2 separate regions of the Mus musculus genome follow, and region 2 is linked to region 1. A link is a loop called in an ENCODE intact Hi-C map of the cell type or tissue named here. Cell type or tissue: gastrocnemius. All regions are shown on one strand. Links, peaks and the distances in the headings refer to the core of each region. The heading gives the core; the rest is flanking DNA. Region 1 has its middle 180 kb from the start of Gm46085. Region 2 holds the start of Tmem70 (transmembrane protein 70).

The links. A loop is a pair of places that touch in the nucleus more often than their neighbours do. Peaks named below come from ENCODE experiments on the same cell type or tissue, not always from the same donor. Only the 100,000 strongest peaks of a DNase experiment are listed, where the experiment ranks them.
Region 2: a loop joins it to region 1, with 5 times the contacts of the local background. A loop is called at or near these places in 1 of 42 quality-filtered maps.

What each region holds. Positions count from the first base shown.
Region 1 is chr1:16,913,583-16,920,741 of GRCm38, reverse strand. No RefSeq gene overlaps it. Among named protein-coding and RNA genes, the nearest start is that of Gm46085, 180 kb to the left of the region's middle. In gastrocnemius, for the core only: no CTCF peak of the experiment used is centred there; a DNase peak (open chromatin) is centred at 3,909; H3K27ac peaks cover 2,308 bases.
Region 2 is chr1:16,665,110-16,672,268 of GRCm38, reverse strand. It overlaps Tmem70 (transmembrane protein 70), which reads right to left and starts at 7,078. Exons shown (of 3, transcript NM_027415.2): 1 at 6,764-7,078; 2 at 4,496-4,601. The coding sequence starts at 6,961. In gastrocnemius, for the core only: a CTCF peak has its summit at 3,685 (motif pointing left); no DNase peak of the experiment used is centred there; H3K4me3 peaks cover 651 bases; H3K27ac peaks cover 134 bases.

The sequences.
Region 1 (7,159 bases), core at 861-5,860:
CTAGTCAGATACCAGGTACCAAAGTTAAATCAGAATCAGATTAACGCTCTAAACAGCCCCATTTCCCCAAAGAAATAGAAGCAGTCATTAATAGTCTCCTAACCAAAAAAAGCACAGGACCAGATGGGTTTAGTGCAGAGTTCTATCAGACCTTCAAAGAAGACCTAATTCCAACTCTCCTAAAACTATTCCACAAAATAGAAACAGAAGGTACTCTACCCAAATCATTCTATGAAGCCACAATTACTCTGATACCTAAACCACACAAAGATCCAACAAAGAAAGAAAACTTCAGACCAATTTCCCTTATGAATATCAATGCAAAAATACTGAATAAAATCCTTGCAAACCGAATCCAAGAACACATCCAAACAATCTTCCATTATGACCAAGTAGGCTTCATCCCAGGAATGCAGGGATAGTTTAATATATGGAAATCCAACAACATAATCTACTATATAAACAAACTCAAAGACAAATATCACATGATCTTCTCATTAGATGCTGAGAAATCGTTTGACAAAATCCAACAAGCCTTCATGATAAAACTCATGGAAAGATCAGGAATTCAAGGCCCATACCTAAACATAATAAAAGCAATATACAGCAAACCAGTAGCCAACATCAAACTAAATGAAGAGAAGCTGGAAACAATCCCACTAAAGTCGGGGACTAGACAAGGCTGCCCACTTTCTCCCTACCTATTCAATATAATATTGAAGTCCTAGCCAGAGCAATTAGACAACAAAAGGAGGTAAAGGGGTTTCAGTTACAAATTTGAAAGGAAGAAGTTGAAATATCATTATTTGCAGATGATATGATAGTATATGTACTGGCTAGTTTTGTGTCAACTTGACACAGCTGGAGTTATCACAGAAAAAGGAGCTTCAGTTGAGGAAATGCCTCCATGAGATCCAGCTGTAAGGGATTTTCTCTTAGTGATTAAGGGGGAAAGGTGCCTAGTGGGTGGGACCATCTCTGGGCTGGTAGTCTTGGTTCTATAAGAGAGCAGGCTGAGCAAGCCAGGGGAAGCAAGCCAGTAAAGAACATCCCTCCATGGCCTCTTCATCAGCTCCTGCTTCCTGACCTGCTTGAGTTCCAGTCCTGACTTCCTTGGTGATGAACAGCAATATGGAAGTGTAAGCCAAATAAACCCTTTCCTCCCCAGCTTGCTTCTTGGTCATGATGTTTGTGCAGGAATAGAAACCCTGACTAAGACAGTATATATAAGTGACCCTAAAAATTCCACCAGAGAACTCCTAAACCTGATAAACAGCTTCAGTACAGTAGCTGGATATAAAATTAACTCAAACAAATCAGTGGCCTTTCTCTACACAAAGGGTAAACAGGATGAGAAAGAAATTAGGGAAATAACACCCTTCACAATAGTCACAAATAATATGAAATATCTTGGTATGACCCTAACTAAGAAAGTGAAAGATCTGTATGTTAAGAACTTCAAGTCTCTGTAGAAAGAAATTGAAGAAGATCTCAGAAGATGGAAAAATCTCCCATGCTCATGGATTGGCAGGATTAATATAGTAAAAATGGCTATCCTGCTGAAAGCAATCTACAGATTCAATGCAATCCCCATCAAAATTCCTACTCAAGCCGGTTGTGGTGGCATAAACCTTTAATCCCATCACTCGGGAGGAAGAGGCAGTCGGATTTCTGAGTTCAAGGCCATCCTTGTCTACAAAGTGAGTTCCAGGACACCCAGGGCTATACAGAGAAACCTTATCTAAAAACAAAACAAAACAAAACAAAACAAAACAAAACAAAAAAACCAAAACCAAAAACAAACAAAAACAAAACAAAAAGAATCAAAGACATGTATCTCAGTTGTTATGCTCCTAAATCCTCCAAAGACCCATGTGACTTTATTAGTGGGAGGTCTATCACCATCTTGGCGATTCCTTCTCCTCAGTATCTAAGAACCTCAGAGATTCACTTAATCCAGAGGAAACTCAGGCTCGAAGTGAGAAATACAGTTGCTTTGAGTATTCTGCCTCAACCTTATCACCTGGGGTTGCTATTAAGCATCAGTCCTGTGTAGATCTAACGCTCACAGTCAGTTACACTTGCATCAACAGTGGTGTCCACCCTATCTTGCTTCAGGCTGATACACTAAGGTACAGTTCTCTCAAGACAAAATCAAGATAACAAGATTCTAGCCTGAGCCATACATTGTACCCTGGCCCTCTACTAAAATTCTTTTAAGCTTTAGGGAAGTCAATGCAGAAATGTCTATGTTTCAAGAGGTCTGTAGAGGGGCTTTAGTAAGCCAAACAGATGTTCTATTAGATTCTCTAAAACCACCTTATAGGAGGCATCCGAGACTTATGCCTTATGCCCCTATTCTTATGAGACAGGTGCCATGTCTCTTCTCTGCCCTTTCCTCTGCCTAGCAATTCGTTACCTCTGCTCATCACTGGCTGTGAGCAGTGAGAGGCACCTGCTAGAAATGAGATGTGGTAGGTGACTGCCACCATCTCATCCCTTCCATGTGGCCATGGCTTCTCACACTTCCCATCTGTGGGAACCACCATTGTTGGTTTCCCTAATCCTTCCCACACTTCTGAATGTGCACCTTTACAAAGCTAACTTTGCATTTCCAGGCAGTTCCTTTGGTGGCATCTCTTTCCTACTGAAAACATAACTAATGCATCAGCTTTCTTAAAGTGGTCTGATTTATTTAAGCAAACTTCACTTCTGGCTACTGAAATTTGATATGCACAATGTTCTCCCATGGCCTAACTCAAGAGGACTGGAAATCATAGACATAGTCCATGGCTGGAAGTTTAAAATAACCACTTTACTAATACAAATACAGTATTAAATAATACTAATAAAAGGTTTCCTCTATAGAGCCCCATAAGCAAATTCTTTCTTCAGCAACACTCAGTGGAGCTGGGCGAATGGCAAGTTGATTGTGACTAATTTGGTCTTTTAGTAATTGGTAGTTGGTGAAGTGATTTGACAAGTTGTTTAGCTAATTGACCTGTTTCTTTTGTTGTCGTTAAGGTTTATTTGTCTTATGTGTAGGAATGTTTTGCCTGCATGTATATAATTATACTGCCTGTGTGTATATATAATTATACTGCCTGTGTGTGTGTGGTGGTCACAGCAAAAAAAAACCAAGGGCAATAGATCCCCTAGAACTGGAGTTACAGACAAGTGTAGTGCTAGAAACTGAGACTAGTCCTCTGGAAGTGCATCTAGTGTTTGTATTTGCTGAGCCCTCTATCCAGCCTACATTATTAGCCTGTTTCTACACACAACAACCCTGACTAGACCCTGAACCCAACGTGTTTCCTTGTGTTGGTTTTGAAGCCTCGTGTTTCCCAGAACACTCTAAGATCACTTGAGAATAGGAATCTCTTGCTACTTCTCTTTATATTTTCCTACTTCTGTTCAAGGGCTGGATGCAGTATTTTTCATAATAATAACTCAATAAATGTTTGTGGAAGTGAGTGAACAATAATCCACAGTGAAAGATTGTGCGCGCGCGCATACACACACACACACACACACACACACATTTAATCATAGACTTATGGGCAGGTCAATAGCTGAAAAGATTTTCTTACTATGGCATTCCAACTATTCCTAATAAAGCCTTTCAAAAATACTAGTAATTTCCTAAATGATGCCCAACATGTACCTATTCTCGAATAAAATTTCCAAACTCTACAGGCTATTTTAACTGTTCCCTCCACAAAAATCTCTTGAAATTTAAAACTCAGACTGAAGGCTGACCAGGATCCAAACATGAAAATGGTGGCTCTGTCTTTGATTTCTAAATTAGGACCAGAGAAATTACTCTCCCAGCAGTATTTTTAGCAGTGTGAGGGAAGGAGCTCCCTGTACAGTTTCTTGGCAGGCTCACAGTCTGTCACTCCTGAGCCTGTTCTGTGAATCCTTCCAGCTTCCCCACCAGTCAGCATCTTCACTCCTGCCTGTGGACTATGGAGCTCATCAGCACTCTTTTGCCCAAGTTGAGACATTTAAAACATCAGAATTCAGCAGGACATGGTGACACACACCTTTAATCTCAGCACTGGGGAGACAGAGGCAGGCATGTCTCTATGAGTTTGAGGCCAAGCTGGTCTATATATGAGTTCTAGGCCTACAAGGCCTACATAGAGAAACCCTATCTCAAACAAAATCAGCAGAGTTCAGTGGGGGAAAAACATAATCTACTGGAACTCAGTATATATTCCAGGAATAGTGTTGTAAAAAGGACCAACTCATGTTTGTGCATTCTTTGTATCTAATCAACTGCTTGAAAAAACAGATACAATGTACTCCTTCTATGGATGAGGAAATAGGATACCTAAAATATACCCAATATCCCACTACGGGTTAACTAGAAACAACACACTTAATCCATCTAGTACTCTACTGCATATGCCTCTCATTTATTCTCACAAGAAACCCAAAATATAAACTATAAACTGTCCCAATTCTGTAAAATTAAGAATGGAGCAGAACCTCTGGATTTGCACGGCAGGAAGAGCTTGATGATTAGCAAAGCCAGTATCGGGGAGAGGACATGTCTACTGGACCCCAAACTTAAGCAACAGGGTGAGAGAGAAGGCTATTCCTCTGCAGTACAGGCCAGGACACCCTGGTGAGAGTGTCAAAATAGTGACACCCTGCTAAGTTTTCCCAAGACAATGCCATCATTGAAAGACAAGCTGCTGGGAACTGCTGAAGTCCTTTGACACTATCATAATGACACTAGCTTTGAAGTCCCCAAACAATCAACTTTAAAAAAAATTATTAGATATTTTCTTTATTTACATTTCAAATGTTATCCCCTTTCCTAGTTTCCCCTCCAAAAATGCCCTATCTCCTCCCACCGCCCCCTGCTCCCCAATCCACCCACTCCCATTCCCAGTCCTGGCATTTCCCTACACTGGGAGCCTTCACAGGAATAAGGGCCTCTGCTCCCCTAGAGCCACAAGTTAGTTCCACCATGTGTTTTCTAACAATCAAATTTTAAGAAAATTTCACATGCTCAAGATATAATTTTAAGTAACACATTGTTTTTAAATTTAAAAAAATTAGAAACATTGTCTATTGCCCTAGCTCTCCCAGCATATGAAGAACAAGCTGAAAGAAGGTATTCTGCTACATTCAGACGTGGCACCTGTTTTAAAATCAACTCTTTTTTTTTTTTTCCATTTTTTATTAGGTATTTCGCTCATTTACATTTGCAATGCTATACCAAAAGTCCCCCATAGCCACCCACCCCCTCTCCCCTACCCACCCGATCCCCTTTTATGGCCCTGGCGTTCCCCTGTACTGGGGCATATAAAGTTTGCGTGTCCAATGGGCCTCTCTTTCCAGTGATGGCCGACTAGGCCATCTTTTGATGCATATGCAGCTAGAGTCAAGAGCTCCGGGGTACTGGTTAGTTCATAATGTTGTTCCACCTATAGGGTTGCAGATCCCTTTAGCTTCTTTGGTACTTTCTCTAGCTCCTTCATTGGGGGCCATGTGATCCATCCAATAGCCGACTGTGAGCATCCACTTCTATGTTTGCTAGGCCCAGGCATACTCTGACAAGAGACAGCTATATCAGGGTCCTTTCAGCATAATCTTGCTAGTGTATGCAATGGTGTCAGCATTTGGAAGCTGATTATGGGATGGATCCCCGGATATGGTAGTGTCTACATGGTCCATCCTTTTATCTCAGCTCCAAACTTTGTCTCTGTAACTCCTTCCAAGGGTGTTTTGTTCCCACTTCTAAGGAGGGGCATAGTGTTCACACTTCAGTCTTCATTTTTCTTGAGTTTCATGTGTTTAGGAAATTGTATCTTATATCTTGGGTATCTTAGGTTTTGGGCTAATATCCACTTATCAGTGAGTACATATTGTGTGAGTTCCTTTGTGAATGTGTTACCTCACTCAGGATGATGCCCTCCAGGTCCATCCATTTGGCTAGGAATTTCATAAATTCATTCTTTTTAATAGCTGAGTAGTACTCCATTGTGTAGATGTACCACATTTTCTGTATCCATTCCTCTGTTGAGGGGCATCTGGGTTCCTTCCAGCTTCTGGCTATTATAAATAAGGCTGCTATGAACATAGTGGAGCATGTGTCCTTCTTACCAGTTGGGGCATCTTCTGGATATATGCCCAGGAGAGGTATTGCTGGATCCTCCGGTAGTACTATATCCAGTTTTCTGAGGAACCGCCAGGCTGATTTCCATAGTGGTTGTACAAGCCTGCAATCCCACCAACAATGGAGGAGTGTTCCTCTTTCTCCACATCCACGCCAGCATCTGCTGTCACCTGAATTTTTGATCTTAGCCATTCTGACTGGTGTGAGGTGGAATCTCAGGGTTGTTTTGATTTGCATTTCCCTGATGATTAAGGATGTTGAGCATTTTTTCAGGTGCTTCTCTGCCATTCGGTATTCCTCAGGTGAGAATTCTTTGTTCAGTTCTGAGCCCCATTTTTTAATGGGGTTATTTGATTTTCTGAAGTCCACCTTCTTGAGTTCTTTATATATGTTGGATATTAGTCCCCTATCTGATTTAGGATAGGTAAAGATCCTTTCCCAATCTGTTGGTGGTCTTTTTGTCTTATTGACGGTGTCTTTTGCCTTGCAGAAACTTTGGAGTTTCATTAGGTCCCATTTGTCAATTCTCGATCTTACAGAGCAAGCCATTGCTGTTCTGTTCAGGAATTTTTCCCCTGTACCCATATCTTCAAGGCTTTTCCCCACTTTCTCCTCTATAAGTTTCAGTGTCTCTGGTTTTATGTGAAGTTCCTTGATCCACTTAGATTTGACCTTAGTACAAGGAGATAAGTATGGATCGATTCGCATTCTTCTACATGATAACAACCAGTTGTGCCAGCACCAATTGTTGAAAATGCTGTCTTTCTTCCACTGGATGGTTTTAGCTCCCTTGTCGAAGATCAAGTGACCATAGGTGTGTGGGTTCATTTCTGGGTCTTCAATTCTATTCCATTGGTCTACTTGTCTGTCTCTATACCAGTACCATGCAGTTTTTATCACAATTGCCCTGTAGTAAAGCTTTAGGTCAGGCATGGTGATTCCACCAGAGGTTCTTTTATCCTTGAGAAGAGTTTTTGCTATCCTAGGTTTTTTGTTATTCCAGATGAATTTGCAAATTGCTCCTTC
Region 2 (7,159 bases), core at 1,029-6,028, 250 kb after region 1:
AAAGTAAGCGATGCAGGGAAGGCTGCCACAGGAAGAACAAGTAACAGTCACAGACAAATTATAAGCCAAGAATGCTAAGGTAGCCAGGAGCCACCAGCGGATTAAGGGGTAAGAATACTACTTCCTAGAGTCTTCAAGAAATGTGACCCAGGTCACACTGTAGCCCCCAGACCTGTAAGAACATACATTTCTCTTGTTCTCAGTTACTAAAAAGAAACTACCAGATAGGAAGGTGCAGCATCAGGAACTGCTGGAATGTGGCCAGGCACAGGCCATTCGGTTAGGAAAGCTCAGTGAGCTCTCTCGCCTTTATCCAGCCCAGGACCCCACATATGGAATGGCAAACTCCCATTTAGGGTGGATCTTCCCACACTAACTAAGCTGATGTAGGGAATCTTTCCCAGACACGCTCAGAGATCCCTTCAGTCTGACAATCCTCCTGCCTCTGCTTGTACTAAGTATTCTGCACCTAGGATATATGTGCTCCTTCCACACCTCATACCAGACTTTACTCGTCAGACAAGGCATTATGGAAAGGCCTTATGGAAAGGTATCCCGATAAGACCAATCTGTCTCCTCAACGTGAACTCATATCTAACTTACAACTTAGAAATACTGCACTAAATATGTGGTATATTCACCCTTTCTTTCCTACCAATGTTAAGATTCTACATTACCTTTAAGTATAGTATCCCTAACACAGTGCCCCTGTACAATACATAGCAGATCTGTAATTATCTGTGACTGCATTAACAATAATGAGGGAAGCCTTCAAGTGTTTTCCATGGAGCAGTTAATGCTCCAAATCACACCACTTCCTGGGTATTTCTGGTGAGTTCCCAGGTACAAAGTAGCTCCAACCTTTGACAAGCAACTTTCCACTTCTACTACCCAGAACAAAGACTCAGGGAACAACTTCCTCTACCAATTACAATTGCATTTTGTTTTGGTTTTGGTTTTTCTTTTCTTTTCTTTCTTTTTTTTTTAAGATTTGTTTGGTTTTTTTATGTAAGTACACTGTCACTGTCTGCAGATATACCAGAAGAGGGTGTCAGATTCTACTACAGATGGTTGTGAGCCATCACGTGGTTGCTGGGTATTGAACTCCGAACCTCTGGTAGAACAGTCAGTGTTCTTAACTGCTGAGCCATCTCTGCAGCCCTTGGTTTTGTTTTTCAATACAGGGTTTCTCTTGAATAGTCCTGGCTGTCCTAGAGCTTGCTCTTATAGACCAGGCTGGTCTCAAACTCAGAGATCTGCCTGCCTCTGCCTCCTGAGTGCTGGGATTAAAGGTGTGTGCCACCACTGCCCAACCAAAAAAGTTTTAAAATCACTATGTTATCTGTTGATGTTTTGTCTGTGCAACCCATGTATACCTGGTATCTGTAGGAAGGAGTCAGATCCCATGGAATTGTAGTTACAAATGCTTGTTAGCCTCCATGTGGTCACTGAGAATTGAATATGTAAGAGCAGCCAGCACTCTTTTAAACACTAAACTTCTGCCTAGCTCCAAAATTGTAGAACTTTGATATTCCAGTTACACTCTTCCCACAGACATTATAGCTTATCCATACAAAAATCCATCTTGGCTTTCTCCTTTACAAACAAGAGTCAAGGAAGGATACAGGACAAATCAATAACCCTTCCTTTATAAACCTTCAACTCATTAAGACTTTTGAAGAACTTTCTAACCCCCTAATGATAATAACCACTGAATTGCAATTCTAAAGTCAGTAGAATAATTGGTCCTTATTCTGAAAAAGTTATAGATAGCTAAAATTTTAAGTGTACTATAATACCATATACTTGAAAACCAACAGATTTCCAGAGTTAAATTTTACAGTCATTTTATACCAACATGAGTAAGTGTAGGCACTGAAATGCTGTGGCCATACTTGGCCATACAGCAATCTGCAGGGTATTTCTGATTCCATTCTTACTGAGGTTACTAAAATACAGGACAACTCTGAGGACTTAATAAATCATGTAACTTCACTAAGTTCTTCTGAGTGTCTCCACTAAACTATGACCAAAGTCAGTAAATAGCTTTACTGAACTTATTCAATATGCCACCTTTCCTTCTCTACAATAATCCTCTATCCCTGGGAGAATAAATAAGTCTTCTACAAATTCCAAGAAGAACTGAACAAACATTATTTACAGATTTTGGAAATATAAAACATTCCCTCAATGCTCAGAACTGAACATAGGACTTTAAGCCCTAGGCAAGTAAGTATTCTAACCACTGAGCGACACTGCCAGCTCCACCCACATTTTAAATGTTAAATTTAGAAACATTTAAGTAAAAATGAGGCCAGTGAGGCCAGATGTTATTACAGGCCCCTGTCACCCTGTGACTTTTTTTTTTTTTTTTTTTTTTTTGGAGACAGAGTTTCACTATGTAGCTCTGACTGTCCTCAAACAAGGCTAGCCCCCAACTCACAGATATACACTTGCACTAATGGTGTGCACCCCCACACCCAGCTTCAAACAACTATTCTAAAGAGGTATAACCAGGGCCAGGTTGCTACATGCACTCCATTAGTGACACGCATGACAGGCCCCGAAAACCTGGGTGCTGTCCCGAGGTGAAAAGTTCATGGAAACTTAGTCTCCTGGAACTGTGGCATCCTGTATACAGAATGCTCCAATGTCCTTGCTTTAGTTGGTAAACGGATCTGTGTGTTTTCCCTTAATATTGCTTTATTATAAGTGCTCCGAAGGATTGATATTTTGATGTATAGCTAAGTTAGATTCTAGGCAGTCCTTGATACGACCTTGGGCATGGATAGCTAAGTCACTGCCCAACACAGAAATTTACCATTATCTAGGAAGAAGGAAGTTTGTGACCTAAAGAGGAACCAGAGTAGATACTTAGAACTATAGGTAGCTGAGTTACACCCATACACAAGTATTTACAATGGCCTAGGGGGAAGGTGGACTATACAAGGTGGACTAGAATAGGAACTATGGCAAGGGCACGAAGCCCTTGCCCCTGGCTTCTAAGATTAAGTGGACCTTAGGTGGAGCTGTTTTTGATCTCAGTTGTTAACATTAAATTTTATCCCAGTAGGTTCCCACCAGTCCTTCCGTGTTTGCATTCCTGTTTTATGTAAGAATCCAGTAACCTCTTTGTACCTTGCTGGTTGTGTCACCCAACTTCCGTATTTTCTTCTGTATAAAAAGTTTGATGTTCAATTTGACAAGTTACATTCAGATCCACACTCCCTTGTGTCGAGTCTGTCAATTCCCGCTGACTCCTTGCCCACCTGAGACCCGTTCCTCGCAGACAAGGGACCAAAATGGTCTGTGGCACCAGGTATACAAGATAGTCTGGACTTTGTCTCAAAACAACATAAAAGAAGTATTACCAGGTTTTTGGTCACAGCTTTTGCATTTGACCAAATACTGAAAAACGGCAACTTAAAAGAAGGAAAAGGCAACTTTGACTCATTATTTCTGAGTTCTCAATCTACAGTTGCTTAGTCCCTAAGAACTTGGGTGAAACATCATGCCAAAAGGTTTATGTAGTGGAAGACCTTCATGGCAAACTGGAACCAGAGAGAGAAGGATGGGAGGAACTGGGAACAAGATATTCCTCCCTCCAGAACTCACCCCCAGTGACCCACTTTCTAAGAGGAAGGCCTCTTCTAGGGTTTCCAGAACTCTCAAAACAGCGCCATCAGCTGGGAAAGTTAGGCTAGTAAGTATATATTATTATATTATTGTGCTTTTATTATTATAAATATATTTATAAATATATTATTAAGATATTATTAATCTATTAAATACATGAGCTGCAGAGCTCAAATCAAACTGTAACAATCTCCTTCCACTCCTCTTAGAATACTCACAGAGTTGTATTTGTCTGTTGGCTATTCTAAGACAAATAATGATGGAAGGGAAGCTTCAGTGCCTAGGTATCAAATCACACACTGCAACTCGGCCTTTAAACATCACTGAAACCCTAAAAACAAAGTCTCAACCTCTACATTGTTTCAAAAAGCTTTAAGGAAAAAAATAATTGAGACATGCTAAAAAAAAAAAAAAAAACACCACCAACAACAAAAACAAAACAAAACAAACAAACAACAAGGTTAACTAACATATGCTAAAAAAGGTTTACTGGGCACAAGCCCCAGAGATCTCAACCCCATGCAAAGACTACAGGCAATTGAGTAAAGCTGGGCCTGGGAGAGGTGGTCTTCCCCAGGAAAGAACACATCAACTGGTTTTTCATCACAAAATGGTCAGCCCTGAAAACACAAACAAGTAACACTGTATCTATTCAACAAATTATAATTAGAAATATTTATGCATATACATATATCCATGCAATAACTGAGGATAAGACGCCATGAATTTAAACGAAACTAACGGGGGAGGGGATATAGGAAGTTTTGAAGGCAGGAAGGGGAAGGGAGAAGCGTAATTATTTTATAATCTCAAAAAGAAAAAGGAAAATAAGGAAATAATCTCACTTCAGACTACTCACCAAATATCGTTCGGGCCAGGTTTCCAGTATAAATCAGCCTGCCATTTTCTGGCTTATCAACTTGTGTATGGAAGCAGCGGACACATTGTTCCCAACAAACAGGTATCTGCTGAAACAAGAAACCATTGAGTAACTGGTTGAACAAATTTTTATTTCTATCAATGTTGTTTTTATTTCATTTAAATATAACAAAGAGAACTTGTTACAATGCCATGCAAAGAATTCTCTCAAATAACCTAGAGGATTCCCAGGCTTCCTGCCGGCCACTCTAGCCAACCAGAGAGCTCCAGAGTCAGAGATCTTATCTCTTAAAACCAGGCTTCAGGATGGAGAGGCTCATTGCGCTTCCAGACAACCAAGGTTCAGAGTCCCAGCACCTACGTGTCTTACAACCTTCTGCAACCCAAGCCCTTGGCATCCATGCCCTTTCTGGGCCTTCATGAGCACTGATAGGTGTGGTTCGTTCATATGTATGTATGTACGTACGTATGTATACACATACATGAAAGCAAAACACCCATACATATAAAGTAAAAGTCGTGCTACACAGTGGTGGTGCATGCCCTTTGTCTCAGCACTTGGGAGACAGTGGCAGGCTGATCTGAGTTGAGGCCAACTTGGCCTCAAAAAAATCTTAAATAAGATTGAGATAGAAGACAGTCAATGATGACCTCCACATGTATGTACACAGATACTACATAGGCAAAAACATTTGTTTAAATTTGCTTTAATGTAATAATCTAAGAAAATACAGAGGGCATGACTGTACATGTCTTTGAGCCCAACATTCAGGAGGCAGAGGCACGTAAATCTCTGAGTTCAAGTCCAGTCAAAAAACAACAAAAAACAATCTTAGCAAAATACTGTAAATTGAGGGGTTTGTTTTGCTTTGTTTTGTTTGGTGGGTTCGTATGCACAGGCATGTCCAGAGATCAAACTCCCATCCTGAAGACAAAAGCCTCCACAGACTAGGCTTCTCCTACCACCCCTGTGGTTAGTACTTAGGAACTAGTTACATGAATAACTAGCATTTTTAAGGCTGTCTCCCTGAAAGCCTTGCATATACCTTGTACCCCATTTTGTTTTGAAGATCAAGTCCAGTCATCAATGTGGTCCATGTTGGCCTCCAACTGACCATGAAGCTCATGCTGATCCTCTGTCTGAGCCTCCAGAGCTAACACTGGGACTTTAAGTCTGTGCCACTACCATACCCTGGGCCTTCTATCTCTTAGCAAGAAAGCTTGCTTGAAAAACTGCTTGAAAGCTATATGAAACAGGAGTTTCCCAAGTATGTATAAATGAGCATCTAAAAATGAATTTCACATTGCTCACATTTAAAAATGTAAAAAGTATGCCTAATTTGTGTTGAAATTCAGTTAAGAGTCCAATATCTCGAGACCCTTGGCTATAGCACACACCTTTTATCTGTGAGTTTGAAGCCAGCACCAGCCTGGTCAACAGATCAGCCAGGGCTACACAGGGAAACCCACCCACAAGCAACTAACAACAAATAATTCAATTACCACTTTCAGCATTTCTTAAAAGTTTTTAAAATTCTTATATATTACAATGTAGCTTAATATACATAAAATTCTTGCCGAGCTACACCTTTAATCCCAGCACTCTGGAGGCAGTGGCAGGGGATATCTGAGTTCAAGGCCAGCTTGGTCTACAGAGCAAGTCCCAGGTTAGCCAAGACTACACATGAGAAACCCTGTCTCGAAAACCCACAAAATTCTTACATTTTATAGTATAGTTTAACATACTACGTACTTTGTTCAATAACATCCACACCCCACCTTTCACTCCGTAATCAAAGAAATTCCTAAAAACGGACAAGTAACACAACTTAGGAGGCTAGCTCCACGTGCTGCATCAATTTCTTAGCACTTAGCGCCCTTCTGACCTTTAGCTCTAGAGTAAGAAATAAGTCCCTGCGCAGCAGAGCAAATCTTTAATCCTAGAATGGGAAGTCAATAGGTAGGCGAGTCTCTGATTTCGAGGACAACCGGGTCTATATAGCGAATTCAGGACAGGTGAGTCTACAAAACTGGGACATCCTGTCTCTGAAAAACAACAAAAAGAACCATTTGTGGTGCTTTAATAGCCTTCGAAAGGAGAATCAATCCCTGGATTGACAGCAGCTGCGGACCCCGAGGTCGAGGCCTGCTCCTCCCAGGCCCGCACCGGGAGTGTCCCCTCAGCACTGGAGTTCCCAGACCCCATGCTGCGCCCGCTCCCCACCACCACAGCCTACGAACAGCCGACCTGCGCTCGCCCGGGTGGCCCGCAAGACTCGGCTAGCGCTAGATGCCCGCCGCTCCGGAGCCGCTCTGGCTCGGCTAGCGAGGCCGCACGCCAGAAAGCGATCCCGGAACCTCGGAGCGCGGCGGCCACACACCACGTCGTCCTCGTCCGGCCCGGCCATAGGCCCGCTGCCCACCGGCCGCCCAACCCCAACAGCATGCTGCGAGTTGGAGAAGGTGGCCGTCAGTTTCCAGCTGCGGCCAAGGACACCCAAAAGCGACTCCGCTCGACAGTGGCCCCCACAAGAGCGATGAGGCTCCGCCCCTTAAACGGAACACGCGGCCGGATTGGTGCGCGCGCGTGCGCAGAAAATGCGGCCGGCCTGCAACCTTCTCCACCTGGTGGGTTCCAGGCAGC